Linked DNA regions of Homo sapiens: region 2 is linked to region 1. The links are chromatin loops, found by intact Hi-C in ENCODE. Cell type or tissue: PC-3. All regions are shown on one strand. Links, peaks and the distances in the headings refer to the core of each region. The heading gives the core; the rest is flanking DNA. Region 1 has its middle 140 kb from the start of ADGRB3-DT. Region 2 has its middle 13 kb from the start of LINC02549.

What was found. A loop is a pair of places that touch in the nucleus more often than their neighbours do. Peaks named below come from ENCODE experiments on the same cell type or tissue, not always from the same donor. Only the 100,000 strongest peaks of a DNase experiment are listed, where the experiment ranks them.
Region 2: a loop joins it to region 1, with 16 times the contacts of the local background. A loop is called at or near these places in 2 of 110 quality-filtered maps.

What each region holds. Positions count from the first base shown.
Region 1 is chr6:68,494,398-68,502,748 of GRCh38, forward strand. No RefSeq gene overlaps it. Among named protein-coding and RNA genes, the nearest start is that of ADGRB3-DT, 140 kb to the right of the region's middle. In PC-3, for the core only: a CTCF peak has its summit at 3,802; a DNase peak (open chromatin) is centred at 3,774.
Region 2 is chr6:68,339,185-68,347,535 of GRCh38, forward strand. No RefSeq gene overlaps it. Among named protein-coding and RNA genes, the nearest start is that of LINC02549, 13 kb to the left of the region's middle. In PC-3, for the core only: a CTCF peak has its summit at 4,922 (motif pointing right); a DNase peak (open chromatin) is centred at 4,947.

The sequences.
Region 1 (8,351 bases), core at 153-8,152:
GCCTTCAAATGCACAGGCAACAAAAGTAAAACAGACAAATGGGAATATATAAAACTAAAAAGCACTGGATCTGGCAAAATGGCCGAATAGGAACAGCTCTGGTCTGTAGCTCCTAGAGAGACCAAGGCAGAAGGCAGGTGATTTCTGCATTTCCAACTGAGGTACCCTGTTCATCTCATTGGGACTGGTTAGGCAGTGGATGCAGCCCACAGAAAGAGAGCAGAAGCAGAGTGGGGCGCCTCACCCGGGGAAGTACAAGGAGCAGGAGGCCTCCCTTTCCTAGCCAAGGGAAGCCATGAGGGACTGTGCTATCCAGCCCAGATACTATGCTTTTGCCACGTTTTTTGCAATCTGCAGACCCAGAGATTCCCTCATGTGCCCACACCACCAGGGCCCTGGGTATCAAGCACAAAACTGGGTGGATGTTCAGGTAGACACTGAGCTAGCTGCAGGAGTTTTTTTTTTTTTTTCAATACCCCAGAGGCACCTGGAACCCCAGCAAGACAGAACCATTCACTCCCCTGGAAAGGAGGATGAAGCCAGGGAGCCAGGTGGTCTCGCTCAGCAGGTCCCACTCCCATGGAGCCCAGCAAGCTAAGAACCACTGGCTTGAAATTCTCTTTGCCAGCACAGCAGTCTGAAGTCCACCTGGGATGACTGAGCTTGGTGGGGGGAGGGGCGTCATCCATTACTGAGGCTTGAGTAGGCAGTTTTCCCCTGACAGTAATAAGGACTGGGCGGAACTCAACACAGCAAGGCAAAGTGGCTGTGGCCAGACTGCCTCTCTAGATTCCTCTTCACTGGGCAGGGCATCTCTGAAAGAAAGGCAGCAGCCCCAGTATTAAACTCCCATCTCCCTGGGACAGAGCACCTGGGGGAAAGGGTGGCTGTGGGCGCAGCTTCAGCAGACTTAAACATTCCTGCCCACTGGCTTGAAGAGAGCAGTGGATCCTGACAAGGAGGGTTCTCCCAGCACAGTGCTGGAGCTCTCCTAAGGGACAGACTGCCTCCTCAGGTGGGTCCCTGACCCCCATGCCTCCTAACTGGGAGAAAACTCCCAACAGGAGTTGACAGACACCTCATACAGGAGAGCTCCAGCTGGCATCTGGCGGGCTCCCCTCTGGGATAAAGCCTCCAGAGGAAAGATCAGGCAGCAGCCTTTGCTGTTCTGCAGCCTCCTCTGGTGAAACCCAGGCAAACAGGGTCTGGAGTTGACCTCCAGCAAACTCCAGCAGACTTGCAGAAGAGGGGCTTGTTAGAAAAAAACTTACAAATGGAAAGCAATAACATCAACATCAACAACAAAAGGACCCCCACACACAGAAACTCCATCCAAAGGTCATCAGCCTCAAAGATCAAAGGTAGATAAATCCACGAAGCTGAGGAAAAAACAGCGCACAAAGTCTGAAATTTACAAAAACCAGAATGCCTCTTCTCCTCCAAACAATTGCAGCTCCTTTCCAGCAAGGGCAAAAAACTGGACAGAGAATGAGTTTGACGAATTGACAGAAGTAGGCTTCTGAAAGTGGGTAATAACAAACTCCTCTGAGCTAAAGGGGCATGTTCTAACCCAATGCAAGTAAACTAAGAACCTTGACAAAAGGTTACAGGAACTGCTAACTAGAATAAACAGTCTAGAGAACATAAATGACCTGATGGAGCTGAAAAGCACAGCACGACAACTTTGTGAAGCATACACAAGTATCGATAGCTGGATGAAGCAGAAGAAAGGATATCAGATAAAAACATAAAATGTTTTATCTCAATCATTTTTAAAGTTTTTTTGAAAAATTTAATAAAAAATATGCCTCCAATCTTAATGGAATTAAATTAGAAATCAATAACAAAAAGATAATTGGAAGATCCATAGGTATTTTTAAATTAAATAACATATCTAAATGATCCTAAGTCAAAGACAAAACCAAAGGAAAATTACAGAATATTTTGAACTGGATTACTAAGAAAGTGTAACATATTAAATTTTGTGAAAGGCTGCAAAACAGTATTAGGGTGAAATTTATTGCATTAAATAGCTTTATTAAAAAAAATGAGTTGTCTTGAGTCAATGACTTCAGCTCTACCTTAAAAAGGCAGTAAAAGAAGAGGTAATTAAAACCAAGTAAGTAGAAGAAAGGAACTAATAACAATGAGAGAGGAAAATAACATAATTTAAAAAAAAACAGGAAAACAAAGGAGAAAAACCATAGAAACCAAAGTCTTGCTATTTGAGAACAATAAAATTGACAAATATCTGCCATGTTAGAACAAAAAGACAAAAATACATATTATCATTTTAGAAATAGAAGAAATGATGTTACTACATATTCTACAGCTATTAAATGGTCAATCCAAAAACATGATGCTCCTGAATTTAATCATATATGGAATTAATATATTTCTTAAAACATAGACTTTAAAAGCTCACTGTGGAAAGCCTGTACAAACAATGCTGAGAAACTACAAAACAGTGTGGAGAAAAATTAAAGATTACCTAAGTAAGTGAAGAGGTATACCTTGTTCATGGATTAGAAGACTCAATATTGTTGAGATATTAATTATTCCCAAATTAATCTGTTGACTCAATGCATTGCCAATCAAAATCCAAGCACAATTACTGGTAGAATTTGACAAACTGGTAGTCCACATGGAAATGGGAAGGTCTGAGAGCAGCCAAAAACAATTTCGATAAAGACAAGCAAAGTTAGTGGAATAGTAGTTATCAAGACAGTGTTGTATTGTCATAAAGATAGACAAATTGAGTAACAGAATATAAAAAATAATCCAGATGAAATACTCACATATTTATAAACAACTTCTTATTGACAAGGGTACAAAGGCAATTCAGTTGAAAAGGATAATCTTTTCAACAATTTTTGCTTAAACAATTTGATATCCATATCAAAAAATGAATAAACACATTCTTGTTCATATCTCTCACATCACACTAAAATTAACCCAAAATATAAAAAAGACATAAGTTTAAATCATATAAAACTATGACATTTCTATAGGAAGGCACAGGAGAAAATCTTTGTTAAGATTAGTTAGGCAAGGCCAAGTGCAGTGGCTCATGCCTATAATCCCAGCACTATGGGAGGCCGAGGCAGGTGGATTACCTGAGGTTAGGAGTTCAAGACCAGCCTGACCAATATGGTGAAACCCCGACTCTACTAAAAATACAACAATTAGCCAAGTGTGGTGGGGAGCACCTGTTTTCCCAGCTACTTGGGAGGCTGAGACAGGAGAATTGCTTGAACCAGGGAGGCGAAGGTTGCAGTGAGCTGAGGTCGTGCCACTGCATTCCAGCCTGGGCGACAGAGTGAGACTCTGTCTCAAAAAAAAAAAAAAAAAAAAAAAAAAATTAGTTAGGCAAAGATTTCTTAGCTATTACACCAGAGCATAATTCACAAAAAAAGCAAATTGATAAATTTGGCTTCCTCAAAATTGAAAAGGTTTGTTCTTCAAAAAAAACAAAAACAAAAAAAACACTATTAAGAGAATGAAATGACAAGCCACAGATAGGTAAAAATATTTGAAAATTATATATGTGATAAAGGACTATGTCCAGAATATAAAAATAACCCTCAAACTTAGTAATAAGAAATCAAACAACAGAATTTTATAAATAAAGTATCTGAAGACACTTCATCAAAGGAAATATTCAAACAACCACATGAAACCATGCCAATGTCATTAGTCATTAGAAATATGAAAATTAAGGCAACCATGAAATACCATTACACATGCATCAGAATGGCTAGAATTAAGAAGCAAACCATAATAGTTTTTGGCAAGATAGAGAAACTGGAACTCTTATACACCCTTCTGGGAACATAAAATATTACAACCAGTTTGGAAACCAGTTTGGCAGTTTCTTAAAATGTAAAACATACATTTACGGTACAGTCTAATCATTCTCCTCATAGGTATTTACCTACATGAAATAAAAGTATACATCTGAGCTGGGCTTGGTGGCTCACACCTATAATCCCAGCTACTCAGGGAACTGAATGGGAGGATTACTTGAGGGCAGGAGTTCAAGACCAAACTGGATAGCATAGCAAGACCCTCTCTCTAAAAAACATTTTTTTTAAAAAAACTAGCTGGTCATGGTGGTGCAGAATTAGCCAGGCATGTGACTCTATTCCCAACTATGCAGAAGACCAAGCAGGAAGATCACTTGAGCCCAGCAGTTCAAGGTTGCATTGAGTTATGATCATGCCACTGCACTCAAGCGTAAGTGACAGAGTGAGACCCCGTCTCTAAATAACAACAACAAAATCTATATCTATACAAAGAGCTAAGCACAAATGTTCATAACAGTTTGGTGTAATAGCCAAGACAAAATCTAACTGCAAATTAGGCAACTTCTACTGTTCTCTTATCTGTTTTCCATGTACAAACACAACCATTCCATTTTGCCATTCAACTTAGTACCCCTTCACCTTCCTCCTCCATTGTTTTCTGCATCCCAAATAGATATCATTAGTTTGTGAAAACCAAATGGAGAAATTGTCTAATGCTCTTAAATATTTTTAACAAAAATTAGTCTTTAAGTTTCTTTTTATTTTTCATATTAGTTGTTAAGTTTTCCCATCATTTTTTGTGTGGTATAATCACACATCATAATGTTAAAGGGCATCACTTATTTTAAGGGTAAATGTAAAAATGGAATGTATCTGTAACTGATAATATAATTTTGAAATAACAGCATGAATCTTACCATATATGCAATGTCTGCACTCAACACTCAAGTGAATTAAAAGAAAGTGAAAAAGTAAAGGTCTATTTTAATAGCTTTGGCTTCTCGTGACAATTTTGTGTTTTGTTTTACCCAATATCATACATATATCAAGTAAGATGTCCACACTTCTAGGTTCAGGTAGTATTTTAAGACTCCTAACATGTCTTGATTTGATGTCTGCTGATTATTAGTCTTAGGATTGTTGTTGTAGAAAAGAGGAATCTGAAAAGAAGGGATTGGGTAAAGAACAAAGTGTAATGTTGTGTATTTCTATACTCAAATATGTTTTCAGTTATATGTATGTGTGCATTTATTTTAAGGCAGAGATAAAATATCTTAAAATACAGCTATAGGAAATTATTAACATGAATTTACAGTTAGTTAATACTGGACACTGTTGGTAAGTCCATAAAAATTAAATTTGTAATTTTTCCTTCCTCTTTATTCTATTTCTGTTACACACACAGGCACACACACACACACACACACACACTCTCCCCCTAAATATTTTTAGTTGATTTGATGTCTTTGATCACAAACTCTGATAACAAACTCTGGAAATCTACATCTGCTTTCTTTCTGAATTAAAACAAAATCTTGATTGATCCAAGCAGCTGACTAGGTTCATTACAGTTTCAGATACAACATAAATTCTACCAAAGTATTTTGTGTTACTTGGAATACTACCACTGATCATTGCAAAATCACAACTTAGACATGATTCCAGAGTGATAGAACAGCTATGACGATACTGATTTAATGTAATTTCAAAGCCAACTATCAAAGGCTTTTCCCATTTCACATGTTTAATATTTCTAGGGAACCTATCAAACAGAAAACCAGGCTTATTAATTACCATATTTTGCTGAGTGTTTTATGTGTTCAAGGCATCATATGAAATGAGGTCCATTATCATAAAAATGCACTGATTTAATTTGTAATAATATTTCCTTCTAAAATTATAATACCCAAAGTTGTCTTTTTTATAGTTATTATTTTTACATTTGTCTTGGGATGTATGAAAGACAAAAGAGGTTCAGATGCTCCTCAACTTATGATGGGGGTACATCCTGAGAAGCCCATTTTAAGTTGAAAATATAGTAAATTGCAAAAGCATTTATTATACCTAACTTACCAAACATGATTAGCCTACCTTAAACATGCTTACAACACTTACATTAACATTCACTTTGACAAAAATCACCTAACAAAAAGCATATTTTATAATAAAGTGTTGAGTATCTCATGTAATTTATTCAATACTGTACTGAAAGTAAAAAATAGAATGTTTTCATGAGTCTCACTATTAACCTACACAGCTAAAAGCACACTGGGCCTAAAGAATGTTTAAAGCATTGAACTAAAATTATTTGCTGGATTATGGCGATGCAACAGCAACAGGGTCATCAATTTCTCTCTCTTCTATGAATTTTGAGAACAGCTAGTAGAACGTTCTTGGGTATTGATACTTGTTGATGGTTTAACTGGTATTGCATAGCTGACTAGGAGCTGCAGCTTGGTGCAGCTTCCCATAACAAGAAGAGAGTTGGCTTGTCGTTTTCACACCATTTTAAAGTAAAAAAAACCATAAGTCAGAGGCCAACTGTATAGAGAAAATTTCTCCTCCTTATTCATTGATAGTTTAATAGTATTGATTGCTACTTATTGATCATTAGCTACATTAACTGTATCCACTACAGAAGCATGTAGTGGAAGTCAGAGTTCTGTTAAGTAAAATGAAAATTAAAATAAAGCATATACTTTATACATAAGTCATCTTAATTTTAAATGACTTAAATAAAACTAGCTTAAGTAACTTTATATCTTTCCAATATGGAATATGGATCATTTCTCCCAATTCTCTTTTCCTGGTATTTAATGAACATGTGCTGAGTTCATATTAGTCACAAAATACCATAGTAGATATTTGGGAAGACTTGAATATGTATTTCTAACAATGTTGTTTTTTTTTTTTTGGTTGTGTCTTTAGCAAGCTCCACTTTGCTTTATCATTAGTTAACATGCATTATCATTGACAGATTTCTAAAGATGCCTATATTGCCTAAAGATTATTGGTATATTAGGATTCTTATGGCTAGTGCCAGAAACGCAAGAAAAATGAGTCACAAAAAGGAGGACTTTATTCACTCATTTAACCTAACAAATGGTCTGGTAGCCATAGCTGAGCCTCAGGAAAGTTGGGACACCATGTATGAATCCTCCCATAGATCCACAGATAAAGAAATTATGGCATACACACACACACACACACACACACACACACACACATACACACACACACAAATAAAACATTGAGACTTAATAAAAAATGAGATTCTGTCATTTGCAGCAACATGGATGGAGCTAGAGAACATTACAGTATGTGAAATCAGCCACCCACAGAAAGAAAAATGCTTCATGATCTTATTTATATGTAGAGCATTTTAAAAAGTTGACTACATAGAAACAGAGTAAAACAGTGATTACCAGAGTGGTGGCAGGGAAAGGTGTCCTGAGATATTGATCAAAGGGTACAAAGTTGCATTTATGTGGGATGGATAAGTTTAGATATCAAATGTACAACATGAAGGCTATATTTAATATTGTATTGTATACTGGTTATTTGCCAAGAAAGTGAGTTTTAGGTAATCTTACTACAAAATAAAAAGAAATGTGATGATGATTATGCTAATTTGCCTGACTGTAGTAATCACTTCACCATGTATATGTATCTATTGTACATTTCAAAATAGCAAGAAGAGAATAACTTGAATATTTAGCATAAAGAAAAGACAAATATTTAAGATAATGGACACCCCCTTTACCCAGATTTGATCTACAACTTATGTGAATGTATTAAATTACCATATTTAGCCCAAAACTGTGTACATCTATTATATATAAATTTTAAAACGTTTAGGAATTTTTGGAGGGTCATGACAGACGGGAGGCAGGACTAGGTTGCAGCTCTGACTTGAACAGACAGAGGAGAGTTTTGAGGCCCACATCTTGAATTTTTGCTCCAGAATGACAGCAGGGATAAATCAGGAGACCTGAGAGGGCCCACAGACCCCCTGAAGGAAGCAGATTGCTCCTGCAGGACCCAGGAGACACCCCACATACTGTGAGTGCCCAAACTGTGGAAGTGGGAAGTTCATCCACCCCCGGACACACCACCCCCCGCCCAATGGGGAAACTGAAGATCTAGATCAAGAGGAGATATTGATGTTACCTGAAGCTGAGTCAACTTGGAGAACTGAGGGAAATACGGGAGTAGGGGAAGCAGTGGTAAAAGCCTTGGGAGCTCACTGTGTCCCCTAGCAACCCATTTCTGCCTAGCCTCACAGGGGTCCTCCAGGAGGGTGGCCAGCGGCACTGGGAAAAGGCCACAGGGAAAAGGAAATCTTCAGCTGAACTATGTTACAATTTGAACTGATCAAGAAGCCTCCTGACCAGAACTTGGGGGAGGGCGTGAAGCTGGTGTGCAGACTCCACCGGTGGGGGTAGAAGAAAAGCCATATTTGCTTTCCCAGCTGGGAGGCAGGTAGCCTGGGGCAAGTTCTCAGCCCTGCTTGCCCACTGCCTGGAAACAGAATTGGTGCTGTTA
Region 2 (8,351 bases), core at 115-8,114, 160 kb before region 1:
TGAGCAGAGAAGAGATAGCCTGAGTGTTGTGGCATTATGGAGTCATCACACCTACCCTACATTATTTACTTTTTCACATTTTAGTTTATTTCACTGAGTTTTTTTTTTTTCATGTCTGTTGCTAGTAACAAAATGCAATACCAAATTGATAGACAATGCTCTTTCTCAGAAGACTGTCATCTAACTGGTGTTATTTAGTACTTTTTTCCCATGAATACATGCCTAAATATCTTTCCTTGACATGTAAAAAGGGAACCTAGAGAAATATTGTTATTTTCTGGCTTTTCTGAAGGTCCTGTCTATCCTCTGGATGACTGACATCCAACATGACCATAAAGGAGAACCTAATCACTATTCATAAGCATTACAGAAGCATGTACAACATTCTTCCTGTACTGAGTAAAAGATACCCTGTGATCAATTAATTAGGGAGCTTCAACATTTAGAATAAGTGTAATCATTGGCACATTTACTTAAATCATTTGATTTAAGAGACATTCTTCATGCACCTGTAATTTGATCAAGGTGACTTAAGAATGCTTTTAGGGAGGCATGACTGGACTTGACTGTAACTAAGGAAACACATATTAAAATAATTACATTTAACTGTGTTCATAGAGCTTGAAGAATATATGAAGAGAAGGGAGATAGACTAAAAATAAATGAAAGAATGGGACTGAAAGTTAAAATATGATAATGTTCTGAGCATTAGTCACTGGAGAATGTGCCTAATTTAAATAATTAAATTTGTGTTCTCTGTGAGCTTCATTAGCACAAGTCCAATTCTGACTGTTAGGCTGTAATGAAATCACCAAAATAGTGCCACCCTGTTGGGATATCTTTGACTGGACAGCTGGCAATTCTCAAGTGATTTCTCTCAGTCCCTGGCATTCAGTATCCTCAAACAGACCACCCCTACAGAAACATGACTTTGCTCAACAGTCTTCATAAATCAGTTTTATTCAAATTGTAACCTATTTATTCCAAAACCCATATAAAAATATAATGTATGGAGAGAACAGGATTGTTTTGTCATTCTCATTCTTAACTTCTATAAATCTCTTCTAATTGTTCATTTTCTTATTATCTGGCTTTAGTTCTTCCATCACTTATAAAATGTAACCATTTATCCAAGGTTCAGTTCTTGGATGATGCCCTTCATCATAAAACATCCTCCAGTTATTAAAAACAAAACCCTAAGAACTACAACTTCATCTCCTTACTCTCCTTTTCAGTTAAATTCCTCTGGAGCTGCTATACTTGTTGTCTTCAATCATTTTTCCTTTCTCTACTTAATCCACCCTCATCCAACTTTAACCTCTCCATGAAACTGCTATGTAAACATCAGGAGTGCCCTTCATGTTGCTAAATGCAAAGGTCAGTGTTCTTTCTTCATCTTCCCTGATCTAACATCAGATTTCCAAACAGTTTATCACCCCCTCCTTATCAAAATACTCTCTAGCTCTTTATTTTCCAGGACCCTATATATATTTGAGGTCACTTATAACTCAACAATTCCTCCTTATTAGGTACTTCTGCTAATTTATTCTCTTCTCTCCAATCCTTCATACTGGTGTGTCTGGGGTTGAGTCTTGATCCTCTTTTGTTCGCTATCAATACTCATTCCCCTGGTATTCTGAGGACTTGAAATACCATGTCCATTATCATCTCATTTCTGCTGCTCAATAGCAGTGAAAACATGCATAAGTTGCTTATCCTTTCCATTAATCACTTTCCTTATTTGTAATATAGAAGCAAAATACAAATTTACCTCTTTTTTTTGTTCTTCAAGGCTGTTCTCCCACTGTCTCTACCTTGTAAAATGGTTGTGTAAATTAAATATTAATGTATTTAAATTTATCTTGGCACACGGTAGGAGTGTAAGCTAGAAAAAAGGGTGACAGACTAGGGAGAAAGGTTAGCAAGAGAATTTGCTCTTCAGATGTGACCCAAAGTGTTCACATCCATTGATCTGAGATTGCCATTCTTGCTTCTTCTCTGAAGAGCCTCTGTGACTTTGAATGACACATTTAATGCCCGGGCCTTGGTTTTCTTTCCAATAAAAGGAAGGGACTGATCTAGATGACTTCCCAGATCCCTAATATCACTAAAGATTCGTGCTTCTCTTGAGTCTTCAGGATCAGGGCAAAGTTTCACACCAAAACCAGTCCTTGGCCTTTGAACATGACTGTTCCAGGATGATATTTATTTTTCACATTGTTTCTAAAGGATATTCAGAGGGAGGGTGAGATTTGCAGTTCAGCATTGGTTAGGAAATGAGAAAGGAGCTGATGTTCATCCTCGTTACCTGGTATGACTTCTGGATGGTGAGAATCCTTGAAAAGAAATAAAAGGACAATAATGAGTAAGACAAGAATAATAATATTAATAAAAGCAGGAGTGATATTCAATATATCACAGTATTAGCACAATATTAACAGTAGGAATGGCATGGGCACTGACAATGAGAATATCTTTCAGGTACGTAGGTATATTCCTGCTAAATGCCACCTCTGAGTGTAGGGAATTTTTGCAGGATTAACAAAGGTCAATTAAGATAAACTAGATGAAGGAAAAAATAAGGAGAAATTGCTATTAGCTCACTCTGAGAATAGTTAGAAGTTTAAATTTTAATAAGATCTGGAAAGAAAATATATTAAATTCTCTAGCTTATTAGTCCTTTAAAAATATTTTGTGACTCACAAAATTGCACATTACATATTCTGCACTTGGAGCCACCAAGATGGTCATCTAACTTTTTAAAATATGACTGTGAATGTGCTATTGTTTCTACATTACAAACAAGGACAGTGATGCACTGAGAGGTTAGGCAACACATGCATGTTCTCAAAGGTAGTGAGCAGCAGAAATAGATGATACTTCAGGTATTCTAGTTTCTGGGTCCCTCTCTTAGATTTGTACCAGCCATTTCTTCTCACTGTACATTTCTGCTTACTACTCTTTTTGAAAAATGCTTTAGATAGAGGACTGAGAATGCCCTCTAACAGCAAACAGTATAGCTATTTCAGGGGAAAGGTTTGTTTTGATCACTCAGTATTAGAAAACCTATTTTGATCTCAGTAGAAATGAATTTATTTGGCAACTTCATTAAATTCTGCACATTTATTTTTCTGGCAGTGTAACTCTAGTGAGGTAGAGGCCTCTTAGATTGGCATTCAGCTTCCTGTCTCTCATTTCTACTCCCTTGTACTATAAGGTAGTAGCAGCTTGAATACTTCTGAGCCTCTCAACAGCTGATGCTCCTGTACACTCTCTGCCACTTGGCTACTGGCTTCTGGCAGCTTGCACTGGCAAATATGGTCCCCACTGTTTCTAGGCTCGGAGGAGCAAATGCATATAGCATGGTGGTTAAGAGCACAAATTCTATTGCCAGATTTCTGGGATTCAAATTCCTACTCTGACACTTACTATGTGGGTATGACTTTGGGTAAGATACATATTTTCATATCTCAGATTTTTTTAATCTGTAAAATTAGGATCATAATAGTCCATAGCTCATATAATTGTTGTAAAGATTAAATAAGTTCATCAGTCTATGGTGCTTAGCAAGTGCTCAGCAAGTCCACACAATGATTTATTATTAAGCTTCAGTTAATTTGCTAACGCTAACATTTTCATAGAAACTTCAGTTTGCTTTTGAATTTTTTTATTCTAGAAACAAAACCTTTTTAAAATTGCTAATATGCTATGAATAAAGATAACATACCAATATAGTATTAAAAAATTGTACATTGTGTAAGTTCTTATTATTCAGTATGCCTCTCTTTTAAGTAGTAGCCCTTCCAACCCTGCATTTCAGTGATTATTACGATTTTGCGTTATTTTGATTGCAAACACACACAATTGAAACTTCATTCCCAATATTTCACTTTTACAATTAGAATATAATGATTCTGTGCTTTGTATTTTTCTATATATATTTAAAAATAAACCTGTTTCAATGACTGGCATTAATAATATTAAAATGCAACTGTCGTGCTAATGCTTAGGAAATTTTTTTAAATGGGTTTTAAGCATGCATCAGTTATCAAGGAGACATGCCAAGGTGGCTCAGTTGATTTTTGGTGATACTAAGGAAGTTCCTGACTCCTGGTCCTGCAACGGAATAAAAAAGAAGCCAGACTGCCTTTGACACTCACTGGGATATTCATCATCATTTCAATAAGGGAGGATGGAAAAGGTGATTACTTCAGAAGCTCATTATCTTTCTCCAGTCCTTATGCCTATAATTCCAGTACTTGCCAATCCCGAGCAAGATTTTCCAGTTTAAAAATATGGCCAATATTTTCATAAGTCCTGCGTTTTATAGGCTACTGTTAGGAGCTGAAATAAAGAAGGAAAGCACTGGGACGTTTTCATGGTCAGAATATTGGTATGATTTTCTTTCCTTGAAAATAGAAGTGAAGTTCAGGATTAGACTGTGAATATATTTAGCCCTAAATATATTATGAATCGAAGCTTTCTTTATACTGGTCAGCAAAACTAAGAAGCCAGAGAAATGTTCTAATCTAATCTATCAGGTACAATACTCTAAGTAAGTTAAGGTAGCTACAATTAAAATAATTCAATCAATATTAATTAACCCTCCCCCACTTTATGTACATTTCTTTGGCAGAGGCTTAAGAGGAAATAGACCAATGAGGTATAAGCTCTGCTTTTATGCCAATGTATTTAGGAAAAATAAATGGTGAAAATTGATCCTAATCTAATTAGTAGAATCTGGAGAGACTTTTTAAATGCCTGAGCCCTGTTCACAAATCAGGACTACTAGGATTAGACCATCCCTATCATAGGCTGAACTAAAATCCAAACCTAAGCCTCCAGCTCTCCCTGGCTTTAGAGATAGGGGCCTGCATAGGTAAAGCATCCTTCAAAAGGAGCCATTAACACCACTTCCACCAGAGGGTGCAGTCTTCCTGAGACAAAGGAAGCCAGAACAAACTCCTCCTCTAGAACCAGTGACGGAAGAATGAAATGGAAAGAGCTGTACATTTCATGACACATAAATTCTTTTCTTTTGGCTCATGAACCCAATAAACTCAAATTTCTTTGAGTTTTAAAACCCTTTGATTGTAAGTATTTTCAGCAGGTTTTCTTTCTTCATCATATAGTTATTGCAAAGTCTGATGTATGAGGCATTGGGCTAGGTGTGAAGATCCAAGAGTCAGTCAAGGAAACATGATTGGATACATAAGGTAGTAGAATTTTCAGACAAAAAACAGCTTCTACCGTTTAGGTACCTGTTGTTAAAATGTGCTTAATTTAGTTGACCATTGTTAGGTCAGGAAAAGTTGAAATTCACTATACAAAGTGAATTTCAAATCTTCCTAACCTATAAGAGTTTGTACTTGTAAACATAATATTAATATGTTCTATAATCTGGCCCCAAATTTTTACCCCAAAGGTATTTGGTATAATATCTGAAAAAGTGTTCATTCTAGTTAGACTAAATTCTCAATCCAATTAAAATGGACTGTCTCACCGCACACCTTACATTGGATGACTTTGCACAATGTGGTTACCTCAGCCTGGAATCCCTCTTCCTATTCCTCCAACCTTTCAAGTCCTAAAAACCAGCTCAAATTTTATGTAATCCATGAGTAATTCTCCAAGTGAAAGAAATTTATTTGAGTTTAAAAACCCTTTGGTTAAAGTATTTTTAGCAGGTTTTCATTCTTCATCAAATAGTTTTTGCAAACTCTAATGTATGAAGCATTGGGCTATGTGTGAAGATACAACAGTCAATGAAACATAATTAGACATAAAGCCTAGTGGAGTTTTCAGACAAGCAAGCAAATCACTATGATACATATGTATTTGTAGTTATAACATAGGGTTCTAGGCAACTAAAAGACAGTCATACATCCCAGGTTCAGGGTGTCAGGAAAGACTACCTTGAAGACATGAAGCCAAGGTGCCTAGGACTTAGCAAATCATTGGTTGAAATAATTAATGAGCTCCAAGTTAGAATTCTGATTATGCCAATTTGCTGCTCAAAAACTTGTAATGACTCCTTATATTATACAAAATAGAACCTATGCTGCTAAGCACTTATAGCTGCACAGGAGTTAGTCAAATGAATAGGGGCCCAGGAATGGGAAGGAAGAATATTTGTGGCATAAGAAAAGCCTGAAGGAGAAAGAGCATGGCACACAGGGTAGTGGGCATACTTTCTCACCCTCCTAACCCACCACATAATAAAACAGGCTTTTTTTGCCTTTGCGTAAAAATACTGTAGCATCTTTAAAAAAAAATCTTCACCACGAGATGGTAAGTTTTTTACTTGAAAGAAGTTGTTATATTCTTCAGAATGTCATATACAAACAGCCTAGGACACTGATCAATTAATTGCCTTGAATTTGATTAAATATTATACAATATCATTGTTGAAAGGAGAAAGGATCACTATATAGGAAAATTAGATATTTTCTCTTTATATACTTTATATGCTGTCAAATGCTATCAATTATTAATTAATATTGAATTTAGCTTCTGTGCTTTCCAGAAATTATTTTAACTTACTCTCCACTCTGATGAGTCCAGTTTTTGTACATAGCCAACTACAATGGTTTCTATCTGTCAGAGCTCTCCACTTACAATGTCAGAAGTTGATGTAATGTTTAATGCTTCAGGCGTCAAAAGTCTTTCATCTTTCCAGACTATACTGAGCTAGAACTTTATCCCTTCTTTCTGTAGGGTCAGTGAAAAATGTAATTCCATCTATATTCACTTTTACTGTGGTTTAAAACATGAGCTATAACCTAGGAAAACATGTGGTGGTCACTTAGCAAATATCACCGCTGTCACACTTCTTTTCCCTAGAGTGACATTAATGCCTCTTCGATAATGCCTCTCATAAGCTTCTGTTTCTTATTGGTCTTACCTTTCTTCTTTTACTTTTTTTGAATGAAGAATACAAATAAATTTTTGGGTTTTTTTTTCTGAACCAGTTGTGAGTAGTTTAAAAATTTGATATTCCATCAATCCCAAACTCTTGTGTGCAATTCCTGAAAACAAGGACATTTTCTAACATAACCACAATATGACCATCAAAATCAGGAAGTTAACACTGGAAAACAAATATCGTCTGTTATAAGATGAATTGTATTCCTCTCCTCAACATTCATACATTGAAGTACCAACCCTCAGTACCTCAGGATGTGATTCTATTTGGAGATAAGGCTTCTAAAGAGGAAATTAAGATGAGGCCTGTCTAATCCAATCTGATGAGTGTCCTTATGAGAAGAGAAAATTCAGACACGAAAAGAGACACTAGGGGTGCAGATGCACAGAGAAATGATTACGTAAACAAGCAACAAGAAGAAGAAATCTGCAAGCCAAAAAGAAAAGCCTCAGAAGATACCAACATTGCTAGCACCTTGATCTTGGAAATCCAGCTTCTAGTGCTATGAAAAAAAGTAGTTTTTTAATTGTTTAAGCTATCCAGTCTGTTATTTTGTTATGGAAGTCCTAGCAAGCTAATATACCAATGAATATACAAACCCCATTCAAGTATTTTAAGTTGTCCAATAATAAAATGTATAGTGAAATATCCAAACAATTGTCAACTGTATTTAGTCATGGTTCTTTATTCTCAATAAATCTGGAACAGTGGCTCGTTCTTCCATTGACTTTCATGATTGTAACACTTGAAGAATAGACTTGCAGAGCTATTTTATAGAAATACATTTAATTTCTCTTATAATTTCTCATGATTAGATTCAGGCAATACATACTAATTTAGTCTCTGAATCCTGTGTTGTACTTTGACCCAGTGCTTGTGATATGAAGTTGATCATTTGATTAGGCTTTTGTTTGCTGTGATTATGTAATTTAAAGGTAGTCCTTTTCCTTTTATAATTATTTAAGTTTGTTGTTGGTGTGTTATTTTTCATGGGGAAATAGTTTGAGACTATGTATGTATCCTGGTTGCTATACTTTGGATGTTGTACCCTCCAATCTTTATGTTGAAATTTAATTCCCAGTGCAGAGGTGTTGAAAGATGAGGCTTAGTGGAAGGTGTTTGGGACATAGGAGTGGATTCCTTATGAATAGACTAATGTCCTCTCTCAGGGGTAAGAGAGTTCTTGCAAGAGGCCTGGTTGTTTAAAAGTGCCTAGCATCTCGCTCCTCTCTTGCTTGATTACTCTCTTGCTGTGTGGTATTTGCACATGTCAGGTCTCATTTACCTTCTGCCACAAATGGAAATGGCCTGAGGCCCTGATCAGGTGCCCAATCTTGAACTTTTCTAGCCATCAGAATTGTGGGCCAAATAAACCTTTTTTCTTTATAAATTACGCAGGCTTAGGTATCCTTTATAGCAACACAAA